Regions from separate parts of the Homo sapiens genome. Here region 2 is linked to region 1. A link is a loop called in an ENCODE intact Hi-C map of the cell type or tissue named here. Cell type or tissue: PC-3. All regions are shown on one strand.

The links. Hi-C counts contacts between places; a loop is a spot of excess contacts. Peaks named below come from ENCODE experiments on the same cell type or tissue, not always from the same donor. Only the 100,000 strongest peaks of a DNase experiment are listed, where the experiment ranks them.
Region 2: it touches region 1 in a loop (2.8-fold over the local background); 1 of 110 quality-filtered maps calls a loop at or near these places.

The regions. Positions count from the first base shown.
Region 1 is chr4:19,376,736-19,384,735 of GRCh38, forward strand. The region is part of intron 1 of LINC02438 (long intergenic non-protein coding RNA 2438); the gene reads right to left. Among named protein-coding and RNA genes, the nearest start is that of LINC02438, 76 kb to the right of the region's middle. In PC-3, no CTCF peak of the experiment used is centred here; DNase peaks (open chromatin) are centred at 2,776 and 4,496; H3K4me3 peaks cover 1,121 bases; H3K27ac peaks cover 2,236 bases.
Region 2 is chr4:19,452,277-19,460,276 of GRCh38, forward strand. LINC02438 (long intergenic non-protein coding RNA 2438) reads right to left here and starts at 4,714. Exons shown (of 3, transcript XR_001741605.2): 1 at 4,370-4,714. It overlaps LOC105374511 (a long non-coding RNA gene), which reads left to right and starts at 3,142. Exons shown (of 5, transcript NR_188379.1): 1 at 3,142-3,376. In PC-3, no CTCF peak of the experiment used is centred here; a DNase peak (open chromatin) is centred at 3,115; H3K4me3 peaks cover 3,304 bases; H3K27ac peaks cover 2,150 bases.

The DNA of each region.
Region 1 (8,000 bases):
AACTGTGTGGTGTTAGGAGGTGTTCCTTACAATTTTGTCTTTGCAAACAGTTATTCCTTGATTCAACCCACCACCACTACAACTACTATCCCTCACTGATTCACCACAAATTGGGTAAATAGTTATTAATTTACTTATTTTTAAAATTGCTGAAATGTATGTATATGTCACATTTATTTCAATGTTTAGTATTAGACGTGATATATCTCTTTTAATTAGAAGTTTGGTGATGGTTTTGTGAAGAGAAGTATGCCATAAGAACTTAATTCTTGTTTACATCAATTCATTTATGGTACAATTGGTTTCATATATGCTGTTTCACTTGAGTCACAGTTCCAAAGGACCGATCCATTATGTGGAGTGATTATTTACCATACTTCTCTGGCTTGATTCCTTTTGATACTGATCTTATTTATAAGTGCTTTCAGAAATTTCTTCTGGAACAAGGAAGGCAGATCCATCTACTTCCTCATCTACTTCGTGGCCTTTTTTCTCTGTCTCCTTATGTTCTCTGAATCCTGGCTCTGCCTGAGAACGCGTCTTCCTCTATTGTGCCGACCAGTGAAAAAATGTTCATTTTGCCAAACCGGCCATCAATAGCTTCACCTTACTTTCAGGATTCCTATTGTGTATCACAGGTATTATATCTCACACAAACCTCTATACTCTATACCATAGTGTTTTGTGTCTGGTTTTGAGTTTCATTCTTTATCCTAGACACACTGTAAATCTAGGAGAAATCCATAATTACAAACAAGATTCATCCAACTAACCAGTTCCCAATCCCTGGACTTCCTCCACTTAGTGGCTTTGATCTATGTCCTACTTAATTATCCTCTACTATACCATTACCTGGATCTTATTTTCAGGCATGAGTGTATCATAATAGAAAATTTAACATCCAGCGACACACACTCTGACCACTAAGTCTTGTTATTCCAAGACTCACACACTCACATTCATTAAACTTTTAAATTAAAGTATTGAGGCCACCAAGCCACTGACCTTTCATTTCTTCTACTATCGTACTGGAAGCTCAACAAGTGAATAACTGTTAATGTTAATTAATATGAAACAAATAGTTATTGGACACTTCCTTAATTCACCTAGGAAATAAGGTAATTATGCATAGTATTTTTCAGCTTTCCTCTCTTCTGTTTGATTCCCCTCTTTGTTACTTTATACTAATTCCAGACAACGAGATTCCTTTCCCTATCCTTAGCCAGCATCTGACTCTACCAATACCTCTGACCTCATCAGTTCCTGACACCTCTGGGATCTTGTTCCATCAGTGCCCTAACCCCTAGCTCCTCTGTCTTCAACCTCTCTTTCTCTATTTAAACAGCCCTCTCCTCAGCTTATAAATATCTGAAGCCCTAAATAGCTGGAATCACTGTACCCTCAAGCTATTATCCTTCTCTCCCAAGCCATTCTAATGCATGATTTTCAACAGACATCTGCAGTGGCTATGGTCTGTTTTATCATGTCCTTCCTCAATGAATTTTCAGAATCTACTAAAATTGTTGTTACACATGTCACCAATAGCCTTAATTACTGAATATTAATGAATTTTCTACTATTTTCTTCTATCATCTTTACTCTTTATTTAATTTGCCAAGGCCCTCCTTTTGAAATGCTTCATCCTTTTTAATTTTGTGACATCTTTCTCTTCTGCCTAAAGACATTTTTCTGCCTCTTCCATGGGCTTCTCTTCCTCTGCTTTCACTCTGTATGCTTTCTCAAACTTAGACACCCAATTTCATAGTTTTATGCTAATCATCCTTATGCGTATTGCTCAAGCTACCTTAAAAACTTACTTCTAATTTTCCTGGATCCCTTCACCTGAATGTTCATCAATTGCTATATATTGATAATGTCCCAATCTAACTTCCACTAAATCATGTACTATTCATTTGAGTTGGTCACCTTTAGGTAATCTCTCAAACACTTAGCTATCATTCTCACCTCTCCATACTTTCAGCCACCAAATCCAATTATTTATTAAGTCCTAAATACTTATATCAAATTTATGTATTAAATAAGTATTTCCCGTTATTTACATATGTGAAATACACACATACACACACATAAATGTTTTTTCTCTGTCTTCATATCAATGTATCTTTCCTTGTAGATGTCTCTAAACTCAAACAGGTTTATTGCACTAACTTCCTAACTATCCTCTCTGTTTTCAGTTTTGACTCCTTAGATCATGCTGGGACTAGGTTCCATAAATACAAACCCAACTCTGACACTTCTATTTAAAAGTTTCCAGTCACTCCACATTTTCTATGTAATAAAACCAAGTTTTTAAATATGGCTTTCTAGGTATTTTAAAGTTTGAAACTACTCATGCAGATTTATTTCTTGCTATCCTCCTCTTCACCCTTTATACTCCAGCAGCAATGCATTGCTTGTATTTTCTTTACACCCCTCCAGAATATATCACATTACTTTTGCTAATGTTTATCTTTGCCTCGGTGACCCTTTTCTACGCATAGGCCTTCCTCACTAGTCCTCTTTATTCCCCTGTCACCTGCCTGGAAAACTTCTACGCCTCCTTATTTTTTAAGACTCAGGTCTGAGGTCACTCTTTCCAATGCATCTGCTCTGACCCTTCTGGACTGGCTGATGTGTCCCTCTTCTGTATGTAGTTTGTTAGATGCTATAGCATGTTTTGTCCCTACCTTTACCACTAGACTGTGATGTCCTTTAGTGCAAGGGCTATGTCTCATAAATCGCTGTAACTCCAGCATATAGCAAAGTTCCTGACACATGGCCAATAAACTTTTATTGCATAGGGAGTCTTCAAGCCATAAAATGATTCACAGTAGAATTAACGGAGAAGTAACATGGTCCAAGCACTCCTGGAGGAATCAGTGCTCTGTGTGATGCTGGAGAGGTCACTTCACCTTTCTACAGCTCTACTCCTCAGCTGACAAACGACCACCTATATTTTAAGGTTCTTTCCTGTTCCATATTTCTATAAATTACGTCTCTTCATGCTGCATTTATGTTTTTCATGTTTTCTATTATAGAATTTTAACAACTCCCTTAAGATACTTCGCAGACATTCCACACACGGTAACTACATTGAAGTTGAGAACCTATTGTGAATTAAGTCATTTACACAGATTAAGTTCCCCAGCAAAGAAAGATGAGTAAGTGTAAATTGAATAAATAAATACATTTTATTACCAACTTTTAAAAATGTACTGAAGAAATATAAATTTATGGATAGAAACTTCAGTCAACCAAGAATAAAGCATACTCACATAGCCATAGTTTTTTAGGGGGGTATGTGGGAGTATGAATAGTCCAGATAAGCTATGTGCGCTAAAACCTTATTCATTAAGGCAACATTTTTTTGAGAATCTATTGAGTGTTAAGATATTTATTATATGCAGTTGTCAGTCCAGTCATCAATAATTATATTACAAGTATCAATTTAGTTGTATTTCAATGCTACTCATTCTTTTTCACTCAGTGTTGAGGGAACTTTCTTATTCATCTCTCTATGTTTCTGGTAGAATGTAAGTTCTTGAAACTCACCACCAGAGTTAAGATTCTGGTCCTGCTACTTTCTATCTGTGTCTCCCAAGGCAAGATATTTGACCTTCCTTTGCCTTAGATTTCTCTCCTATGAAATGGAGATGAATATACAAGTACCTACACATAGATCAGGTCAGGTATATAAAATGAGTTAATATGTGCAACATAAAAACAAAAACATGTAGAATTAAGTAAGTTACAATCACATACACATTACATATGCTACTGAACATAATGTGTCCAACAATATCCCTGTATTAGATGTTTACTATGTATTTATTGTATTAACATTAACTTGACAATAACACAAATCTATTACATAAGCCATATATACAAAAAGTCCAATGAAAGGTTAAACTATGTCTTAATAGGAGGTAAATTGCGTTGGAGTAGTAAAAGCTGAGAAATATTACTGACATTTAAATTTTTCTAAAGATGCATTGGTATTCATTCAGCAAACATTTATTAAATACACATTACATTGTAGATGCTGTGCTAGGTGCTGAAATAATGCGAACAGAACACATGACTCATGCCTTTATGGACTTTCAGTAGGGAAGACACACATTGAATAACTTTTTGTATTTATAGAATATTAAGATGAAAAAGTTTGATGTCCTACACTTGATCTTAGCCAAAAGGTGAAGAAGTGATGAAAAAGTTTGATGTCCTATAGGAACAAATAAAACATAGATCTAATATGTAAATTAGGAAGGACATTTTGAAGGAAGTAACTTTTTGTGTGAAACCGGGAAAGTAAAGAGATATTAATCCATGCTGCAGGATGTGGAAATGAGGAGTGGTAGGAGAAGAGAAACAAGTTTATTAAAAGCGGCAAGATGTAGCAAAAAGTGTATTTACCTAGGGTCAAAAATGCTTCCCATGTTACTTTCCAAAGTATTCAACTCTAAATTCATTTTGCAATAAATCCTCTTTTATAACCACTGGAGTTTATGCATCCTCCTGAGTTATGTTTAAATGTGTTCACATAGAACATTCTTTGGAGGATTATTCACATCACTATATGAGAAAGTTTCCAGGTATGACTAATGCAACAAAATTTTGTACAATGGTAACTTCCTAAATATTTATATCAAACTTTAAAACCTTGCTTCATTTAATTGTATCATTTAAATTTTACACCTACTAGTGACCTGCATTTGAGTTTCCTCATTATACAAAAATGGGAAGTAAAGCTGATTGGTGTTTGCAAAGTCACACAGCTAATGTTACTAGAAATCAGGTGACCGAACTGTAGATCCTGAAAATATTGTGGTACAGAGCCCAAGCTTATTTGTATTGATTAGGGCTCACTTTGCATAGTGAATATGAAGGAGAGTCATTCATTCCATAAATGTTTAATGGATACCTTTCAAGCACCAGGCACTGATTTAGATATTGGGGATAAATCAGTGAACAATGCAAGCAACTGTCCTGTCTTCACGAAGCTTACTTCCTAGATGGCAGAGGTAGAAACAAACAAGATGAATGAGTAAATTACAGCTTGTTAGCAGTGGCAAGGGCTAAGAAGACAAATAATTGAGAAAGGAGGATAAACAGCATAAATGTGCAGTTTTTGAATAAGCAAAGAAAGCCTCACTGGAATTATAACTTTTAACCAAAGACCCATAGGAGAAGAGGGATAGAGCCACACTGAGATCTCAGAGAAAGTCTTCCAAGTAAAGGCAATTGTTACATAAAAACCACAGGGCTTGGGGGCTGTGTGGAACAGTAAGGTAGCCAACGTGCCTGGAGTGGAAAGAACAAGGCAGAAAGTGGTAGGAAAGGTAACAAGGGGTTAGATTTTACAGGGCATTAGGCCATGGTGAGAAATTTTGCTTTTAGGATGAGTGAGATGGGAAGTCATTGCGGGGTTCAGAGCACAAGAAAGTCAATGCCTGGTTTATATTATAAGAGGATAACCTAGACGGTTATGTTGTGAGGGGACTGTTCGCAAAGGCCAATGCAGAAAGGCCAGTTAGGAGTCCATTAAAATAACAGATGATGGTAGATGTGTCCAGTGAATAGGAGATGACAAGACAAGATCAAATTCTGATATCTTTTTCAGGTTAGGATGACAGGATATAGAATTGTTTTAGCGTTAGATATGGGTGTAAAAGGAAGAGAGGTATCAATGAGTACCACAAGTTTAAAGACAACAGGTAATATATCAACCTCATTTATCTTCCTGCTAGCCTTGTGAGTATGTGTTACTGTTGTTTTATTATTTTTATTGTTGTTTTTCTGTTTATTAGTTATATTGCAGAAGTGGTTTGAGAAAGTTGAATAGAAAGAGTAAGAAGAGTGAGGGTACTTATTGGGCTGGGAACCTGGTGAAAGTTCAAATAAACTTCAGGAAGGATATTTGTAGCTGACCTGTAATAAAAACATCATTTCGGAAGCCAGGAATTTTTTTTTTCACATAGAAAATTGTTACTGTTTTATAGGTAGAAATTAGAGAAAATGGCAGAATTGGGTTATATTTTCTATAGAACTTGGTTGTTTGTAACTAAATCAACAAAAATTATCTCTATACAGCATCCTCTTAGAGCTAGTAACAGCTTGGCCATCCTAAACTCTTCTTTGATATGTTATTTGTCTTGAATAGTATTTCATCTGGAGTAAAAATTAAGAATTGTATTTCCACAAAAAAGCATGCTTATTAGTCTGCAATTTTCTCAAAGTCAGCAGTTGAATCATTTTGAGAGTAAACACCTTGATGTGAATACTTAGAAAGTGTATTTAAGGGTTAGCAAGGATAGACAGTAATTCTGAACAATGACACGTATGACTTCAGTGCTAGACTTCATGCTGAGGGTTCACTGCACTTGTTATTTCACAATGGCTGCCTCAGAAGATGAGCTAACATAACAACCTACTGCCAATGCCATAAACAATTGCCAATTTCATTTTACAGGAGTCACATGGAAGAGCTGAACCAGAAAAAGTGATGATGGTAGACAAAACTGAATACGTATGACTCATTCAGAGCTGGGCATTAGCACAGAATCAATGTTGGATTTCCCAAGTTCAAACCGGAATTTTGCCAGTAATTACTTACATGACCTTGAGGAGACCACTGAGCTTACTTCTTCACTTTAAAACATAAGGAGTTAATGTAGACTTCCACTGGAGAATCATGTGACTCAAATGAGACGAGGCATGTGTAAAAATGTTTTAAAACACTGAAACAATACTTGATGTTACTGAACAGATTTTCCATTTGAAAGAAGGAAAGGCGGAGAATTTAGCAATTATTTAAATTATTTAAATGATTTAGCAATTACTCAGTACTTTCCTTGGCTTCAGGAATTGCCCACATGCTACTCCATTGAATCTGAACAACAACATAATTTATCTATCTATCTATCTATCTATCTATCTATCTATCTATCTATCTATCATCTGTGTACTTAACAACAATCTGTCGTGCATCTTTCCCAATGTCATTGCATATGTCAAAATCAAGATCCAAACTTAGGTCTGTCTTGCTCCCAAACCTGCATAATTCCTGTTATACCAACTCACCCTCTGTCCATTTTACACTGTATCAGGGATGGAGGAAATAATAGAGATTATCTAATGAAACGGTTTTCAAATATTTGTTTGCAAAGTCCTGTTGAGAAACTTAATATTTGCTAGAAGTAGGGTTGCCCTTGTTAAAGCAGCAGTGGGAACCCCAAAATTGTTTCTCCACTTGGCTCTCTTCCACTTCTGTCCTTGGGATAGTGAGTACCTTAGAGTTTCAAAAAACATTATTGTAGCGCATTCCCCTCACTTTTGTACCTTTTAAAAAAGCAAAGGCTCTGGGAGTCTAACTGATTTAGCCAAGAGCACACATCTTTTTTTTTTTTCTTGTTTTGTCGTTAAAAAAAGGCAATGTTCATATGTAAATAATCTCTATGAATAATATTCCTGTTTCCTATCAAATTGCTGAACCAGTTAAGAGATAAATTTGTTATCTCTTAACTATCAATCACATAATTGATGGAGCTGCTGGGGAAGCATGGCTCACCGTGTGGCAACAAAAGGCTGCTCCCAGAATCAGCAATACCATGTTACAGGTAAGACCGCTTTTCCCTAGCTCAGAGCCTTTCCCAGTAAACTTGCTACTGGGGCAAAAACGGACCAGAATATAAGCTCCTTGGAGGTCAAATCCTATAGCTGAAGGGGTAGTGAGGTTGAGTTCTGTCTACTCAATTACTTCTTTATTAGTCAATTTTCATGCTGCTGATAAAGATGTGCCCAAGACGGGGCAACCTACGAAAGAAAGAGGTTGAATGGACTTACAGTTCTGCATGGCTGGGGAGACCTCACAATCATGGTGGAAGGAAAAAGTCATGTCTCACATGGCGGCAGATGAGAAGAGAGAGCTTTTGCAGGGAAACTCCCGTTTTAAAAACCATCAGATCTTGTGAGAGTTATTCACTATCACGACAACAACATGG
Region 2 (8,000 bases), 76 kb after region 1:
TTCTTCTTCACAGGGCAGCAGGAAAGAGAAGTGTCAGTCAAAGAAGAAAAAATCCCTTATAAAACCATCAGATCTCGAAAGAACTCATTATCATGAGAATAACATGAGGGTAACTGCCCTTATGTTTCAATTACCTCTCACTGGGTCCTTCTCATGACAGTTGCTAACCTCCATGGAATGAAAAATCCACTTGTAACTTTTGACTCCTCAAAACCTAACTACTAATGGCTTACTGTTGAACAGAAGCCTGACTGACAACATAAACAGTTGATTAACACATATTTTGTATGTTATATGCATTCATATTACAATATTACAATAAAGTAGGCTAGAGAAAAGTAAATTATAAGAAAATCGTAAGAAAAAGAAAATATATTTATTTTTCATTAAGTTAAAGTGGATCATCATAAAGGTTTTCATTCTCATCTTCTTCACATTGAGATGGCTGAGATGGAGGAGGAAGAGGAGGGTTTGGTTTTGCTCTCTCAGGGGTGGCAGAGGCAGAAAAAGTTCATATATAAGCAGATCCATACAATTCAAACCCATGGTGTTCAGTGGTCAACTGTATGTGTGTGGGCATATTTCTGGGCTCTGTATTGTTCCATTGATCTATTAATCTTTTCTTTTATCAATACCAGACTGTCTTGATTACTGTTTTTATTTTTATCTTTGTGTTTGTAAGATGGTTAACAGCATCAACTGAGAGTAAGTGTTCTCAGTAGAGAAAAAGAGAGAGGAGAGAGAGAGAGAGAGAGATTGTTTCCAAAACCATCCAATAAAAGTTTTCAGTCTTCCACTGTTAACTCACTTCTGAATAAATTTTTATGGCAAAGCACATAAAGGAGGATGATAGTTCAAGATATCAGGACTAATCACTGGAAAAGTGGATGAGGAAGACTTTTAATTTTAACTGACACATCAGGAATCTAAAGAAATCTAGATCTATATTAACAGTTGTAGAAATGATAAATTTAATCATATGCCTTGGAAAGGAAATGAAATGAAGGAAATGATAGATGTACTAAGCTAATTAAAAACAGAATACCGTTGAATTTTCTAAGACCGAAATTTTGAAAAAAAACAATGGAAAAGTAGAGGTACTAAACACATTATTTAATTCACTCCCTTCTGAGACAATAATATGTCCTCTGGGTTACATATGTGTCTCAATAAGATGTTTGACATAATTTGGTTCTGTGTTCCCACTCAAATCTCATCTCGAATTGTAATCCCCGTGTGTCAAAGGAGGCAGCTGGTGGGAGGTGATTGCATCAAGGGGGCAGATTTCCCCCATGATGTTCTCATGATAGTGAGTTTTCATGAGATCTCGTTGTTTGATAAATATCTGGTGCTTCCCCCTTCTCACTCTCTCTCTCCTGACACCATGTAAAATGTGCCTTGCTTCCCCTTCACTTTCTACCATAAGTGAAAGTTTCCTGAGGCCTCCCCAGCCATGGGGAACTGTGAATCAATTAAACCTCTTTCCTTTATAAATTACCCAGTCTCAGATAGTATCTTTATAGCAGTGTGAGAACAGAGTGATAGTGTCTCAGTTCGAGTACAGATGAGCTGGATGTCATAATAATATAAATTCTGACATACTGTCTGTGCTTGAGTTCTGACAACGCCAATTCCTAGTTGCATTATTTTGGACAGAAAATGATTTATGTCCCACTCTGTTTCCTCATCTGTAAAATGCTAACAACAATGGTAACTGCTTTGCACTGTTTCTGTAAACATGATCAAATAATGTATACAATGTATATAATGCTCAGTAAAATGCCTGACATTTGTAAACTCAATTTATGCTAGCTAATAATTTGGTTGAGATCAATCAAGCATTAGACTTATGAAGATTTATACATTTGTTCTGCAAAGCCATCTATCTGCTTGTTATTTCTATCTAATATTCTGCGTAAATTACTTCCAGTCAATGTCATTGTTTCTATCTGTGAAGAATTAAAAGAGTGATAGGAACAAGGATAAACAACAAGTTGTTTTGGCATTCTTACAAACGGGCTTTCATTTTTGATTTGCTTTCCTGTTCCAGGAATTTGTTTATTTGCAAAAGACAAAAATAAAAGCTACTAAGGGCTTCATGCCATGCAATCAGAGGAAAACTTGGCATGGCTTTGAAACTTTGTGATCAAAGCACTTGGGAAAACATGTTAGGGGTACCCAAGAATATTTGGTTTTGTGATGGGTTACATGTGACGTTAAAGAGCTTTAATTTAGAGGCACAAATTGGCATAGACTAGAGAAAAATATAACATATTCAAAGGTACCTGATTGCTCTTAGTTGTCGTTACATGAGGTTATTACCACCACTGACCTTCAATCATAATCAGCTTCACATATATAGTAAAGAGTTGGACAATTAAGAATCCTCATGGTAAGAGAGAACTTTTGGAGTCACAAATCCTTGAGTCTTCTCCATTTCTGCCACCTGCTTGGTGGCCACCATCTTGGACAAGCTGGTTAACATCTATAAGAATTGATTTCCTCATCTGATATATTTGTATAATAACATTGATCTCAGGGCTTTTGAAAGCATTAAATATATATAAAGCCCAGCATGGTGGCTCACACCTACAGTCCTACCTACTGGGAGTATGTGATTATGGAGTATCCATTGTGTGACGTAAAAGTATGTGTGTCTTATAGTAAAGTGCTCCATAATCACATACTTTATTTTTCATGTGTTCATATGTTCATATATATCACTTGTTATAAAACACATCTTAAGTCCATTATGAAGCTTATATCTACCTTAAACAATGCATGCTTGTATATAATAATTTTTAAAAAGAAAAAAATATAAATAATAGAAAGGCTGGAACAACAAATGAATACAGGAATGATGCTAATATAAAAATACAAACCCTAAATTTTCTTTATATATTTTGAGGGTAAGCTAGTTTCAGATTTTTCTCTAAGGTTTTGTAGGAAGAGAAAAATTGGTCACACTAACGCCATTTTAAAATATGCCCCCATCTGTAAGAGGCAGAGCCACCTGAGGTGAAAAGGTAAACGGCTTGTGTAAGATTTGGCTGAAAGTCCAGAAATTAACTCAAGTCCTGGAACATGTCCTGGGACACTCCCCCGGAACGATTGTTCAAGTCCTGGAGTACGTTTCGGAACGCTGCTCCCGGAACACCGCTCCTGGAGCGATTGTTTCAATGTTGCTTGCTCGGAATGGCCCTCCTGAGCAAACAACAGACGGTGCTCAAAGTAACAACTGGACTTAATAAAAGGAGCTTACACGAAGGAGGAGCTGAAGGCTGCTGTGGTCGTGTGCTGGGGGCTGCCCCAGCTCCAGCTGCAGGACCCCGGCCGTCTGCCTTCCGACTCCGGTGATGATTCTTCCTGCGGTCTGGTGAGCTTTGGTTACATGTTGTCTTCTATTGTTAGTTCTTTTATACCTACTTAAGACCTGCTTTTGCTGTGATATTTGCTCACTTTTTTTTTCTTTTTTTTTTCGAGATGGAGTCTCACTCTGTCACCCAGGCTGGAGGGCAGTGGTGCAATCTCGGCTCACTGCAGTCTCCGCCTCCAGGTTCCAGCAATTCTCCTGTCTCAGCTTCCCAAGTAGCTGGGATTACAGGCATGCGCCACCACACCCGGCTAATTTTTGTATTTTTAGTAGAGTGAACTATGTTGACCAGTCTGGTCTCGAACTCCCGACCCTAAGGTGATCCGCCCCCCGGGGCCTCCCAAAGTGCTGAGATTATAGGCGTGAGCCACCGCGCCTGGCCTTGCTTAACGACTGCAGGCTCCCGGGCATCTCCCTTCAGACTCCCGTGATAGGGCTTCCTGTGGTATTATGAGCTTCCGGTTACATTTTACTGAGCTTTGGTTACATTTTGTTTTCTCTTGTTATAAGGCTAATTTTCTATTGCTATTTGCTTAAAGTAATAAAGTTTTAGTTTACCCCTCCCTCCCACTTGAGTGTTCGGCTGTCCTTCTGACACCATCTTGAAACAGGTTTATTCAAAGATAAAAAAGGCAGTACGAACTCTGCAATAATTCACAGAGCCCATTACATAATGTAAAACAACCAGTCAGTGAAAGCAAAACTCTTCATTCGTTACTGAGACTCCTACTTGTGAAGCTGCTGGGGAGGTGACGGGAGGACAACTGGCTGCACCCCTCAAACACTGCTCTGGCAGCCCAGTCCCCACAGCTCCGTTTCTGAGCCCTGGCGTCCACTACTGTCTGGCCTATGGGCAGTACGCTCCTCAGTTTGGTTTCCCTCTCTTCTGCCCACACCTTGGTAATTAGACCTGCATTAATTAGCTTCCACTGTGTTATGCCGAGATAAAAACTACCCCCACATTTTAGTGTCTTTTAACAATAGTTTTTCACTTACATTGTGTGGAAATCACCGGAGGTTGGTGGCAGCTCTGCTCCACCTGTCTCATCTTGAAGAGGATGAGTCCAGACTGAAGATGCAGCCCGTATGTGGAATATGCCACTTCTGAGGCAGACAGGAAGAACCTGAGAGCTGCCAGAAACAAGCAGCCCTCTTAAAGCTTTCATTCGCACTTTGGGAGGCCGAGGCGGGCGGGTCACGAGGTCAGGACATCAAGACCATCCTGGCTAACATGGTGAAACCCCGTCTCTACTAACAATACAAAAAAACAAAAACAAACAAAAAAAAATTAGCCGGGCATGATGGCAGGCGCCTGTGGTCCCGCGTACTCGGGAGGCTGAGGCAGGAGAATGGCGTGAACCCGGGAGGCGGAGCTTGCAGTGAGCCGAGATCGCGCCACTGCACTCCAGCCTGGGACACAGAGCGAGACTCCGTCTGGAAAAAAAAAAAAAAAAAAAAAAGCTTTCATTCAGCTCTGACATCTCCTGTCCCATGTCATGAGTGTGTCAGGGTGTAGTGCAAGCTGCCAAACGTGCTTCTCCCAAAAGAAGGCCTCTTGAGGGACAGAACTCTGGGTTGTGGTTGGAGGGTGTGTATCGGTGAGAGGATGGTGGATGTGTAATTCCCTTACAGGAAAGGGGACTGCTGCTCACCGGGAATGGTAATATAATCTGCAGCCTTTTAAAACTTTGCTCAACTTTCTTAATCAGAATCACTTGTCTCCTAGCATTCTGACCTTTACATTGTTTAGGGGAGAAAGAAAACAGATACTCCAGTTGAGGAGGGATGATATTCAGTGACAAAACCTTGGCAATAAAAATATTGACAAAATGAACATTCATACAATTTTTAAAATGTAAACAAAATGTTTCAAAAATATGTATTATTGTTTGCTATATTCCCTCTTTAAACTATCATGACTTCTTAAATTATCTTACCAGTACCTACCTATTTACTGCACGCTTTACAGAAGAGGAGTCTTTCTAAGGCTGTGTATACATTTGCCACAGAACCAAATGGGTTTGTTTACTGTTAGTTTTATATATTCCTCTAGGTCATTAATTTTATACAAGATTCAAGAGTATTTATTTGTGTTGGTAAACCGTAATCCATAATTCTCATTTATTTATTTATTGTAGAGACAGAATCTCATTACGTTGCCCAGGCTGGTCTCAGACACCTGGGCTCAGGCAGTCCTCCTGCCTAGGCTTCCCAAAGTGCTGGATTAGACATGAGCCACTGCACCTGGCCCATAATCCATCAATCATTGCACCAATCTACTATACCAGCCCTTTTGGTTATTTCTATTTTTTTTTTACTATTGTAATTTCACTATGCATTTGTCAAATTATTTTCCTTTTTTTTAAAGTCACATCAAGATTTCAAATCTTATCTCTTTTAAATCTCTTGCTAGTTAGCATTAATGGCCATCCAGAAAAAATACCAATTTTTATTTTCTTTAGGGGTCTCTTTCCTTTACATCTTTCATTATATTCCTTTAAAATTATTAATTTTTAAAAAACTTAAAAAAATTTGTGGGTACATAGTAGGTGTATATATTTATGGGTTACCTGAGATATTTTGATACAGGCATGCAATGTGAAATTTGATCTTTGCTAATCTTAAGGTGAATGATCATACTTCTGGCAACTGGTGAATTCAGTGGTGTATAGATATGCTTGATACATGTTTTTTTGTATAAATACATATATACATGCATATATATAACATGTATACGTACATGTATTATACATATATACATGTATATATATGCAAGTATTTTTTATATATCCACATGTTTTAGTTTCAAATAAATATGCTTGCTTTATAATTTTTCTAATATTAATGTATTTTATACAGAATTTAAAAACAAAGTTATTTGATATGATTCTAAAGATCAAAGTTGTATAAATAATCTTTCATAGTTTTGGTACATTATTAAATTTCAAAAAATAAAAATATAATGAATCCAGAATTAATTTTTAAATATGGTATGATTTAGGCACCTAATATTTTTTAAATAAACAGTCACATTTCCATATATCATTTATAAAATAACATTTTTAACTTTTATTAATTTGACTACCACCTTTATTATATAATTTAGTTTTTACACATTAGTGTTTTCTTATATACCCCATTAAGTGCCTATTTCTCTGCTACTACAACATAATTTAAATTTTTGTCACTTTATACCCTGTTTCTGTAACAGGCCGATCTCTCCTTTTTCTCTCTTTTTAAGTTAAAATTTTTTTTTCCATATACGTAAGTCCATATGAACTTAATTTAAAAACAATGTAAAACAAAATGTTTTTTAATTTTGTTAAATATATACATTATTTTGAAAAAATGCCACTTTTAGTATATTGTCTTCCTGTGCAAGAACATTATCTCTCCATTTACTTTTCTAATATTTATATTGATTAAAGTGTTGTATTTCTCATATTTCTCAAAATTAAAAACATTTCTTGGTTTTTAATTTTTGCCCATTTTCATTATATATCAGATATTTTCAACATAATGTTAGAAAATTATCAATTTAAAACAATAAAATATATTATTGAAAATTTTCTGAATTCTGCCATTGTTTTACAGATATTACTCTTAGTCAAAAATTTTATCCACTGCAGAAAATTATGATTTGAACTCCTCCATTCTGATCAATGATGCTATTGTTGCCTTTGCAATAGCAATGCCAACTCACTTCAGTTACAGTGGTGATTGTAGTATTCTTTCTATTCTTTTATTGTATTTAATTAATATCCTAGTGATTTACCATTAAGTATCATTCTGATCCTTAATTTAAGATTTTTTTTCTTTAATAATATGAAGGAACTATATGTCTTTATTGGACCGTAAGTTTATTTTATTAAAAAGTAATTTTATTAAAGCATTTGAATTTATCAAAACTATTACATATTCATTTTATTTTCCTTCTACATAGAACATGATTCACACTTTTGAATATTAATTTGCAAGTTCAATTCAAAATAGTGTTCTTCCATTGTATCATTTATTATCATTTCCTTTCCACTTGTTTTTTCTCTTTCTTTGCACTGGCATTTCTCTTTATCTGGGAATAAAGATCTCTTTTCCTATACTGGACAAGTCTGGAAACCAAGATAAACTAGACACATTTGAATGCAAAGATCCCATTGCTAGCAAGTAGCATTCCCATTTGACATTTGGCTTGAAGTCTGGTAAAGAGGACGGGTAGGATAAATATGTAGTGAGAAAAAATAATCATATTTTTACCCCTACATCATTACTTGTGCCCATATTGCAGATATTATATAGAGAACAAATGTTTGTTCTTCCATAGCATGTTAATTCCTAAGAGAGTTGGAAACCAAATGAATAATACACTCACTATTTATTTATTTATTTATTTATTTATTTATTTCTGAGATGAGGTCTGGCTCTGTTGCCTAGGCTCAAGTACAGTGGTGCAATCACATTTCACTGCAGTTGAGCCTCAAACTCTCAGACTCAAAGGATCTTCCTGCCTCCACCTCCCACGTAGCTGGGACTAGCGCATTTGTCTAGCACATTAAAGGTGGTTCCTTGTAGAGATAATGTACAATCATATTTTTTTTACTATTTATCTACCTCATTATGTAATCTACAA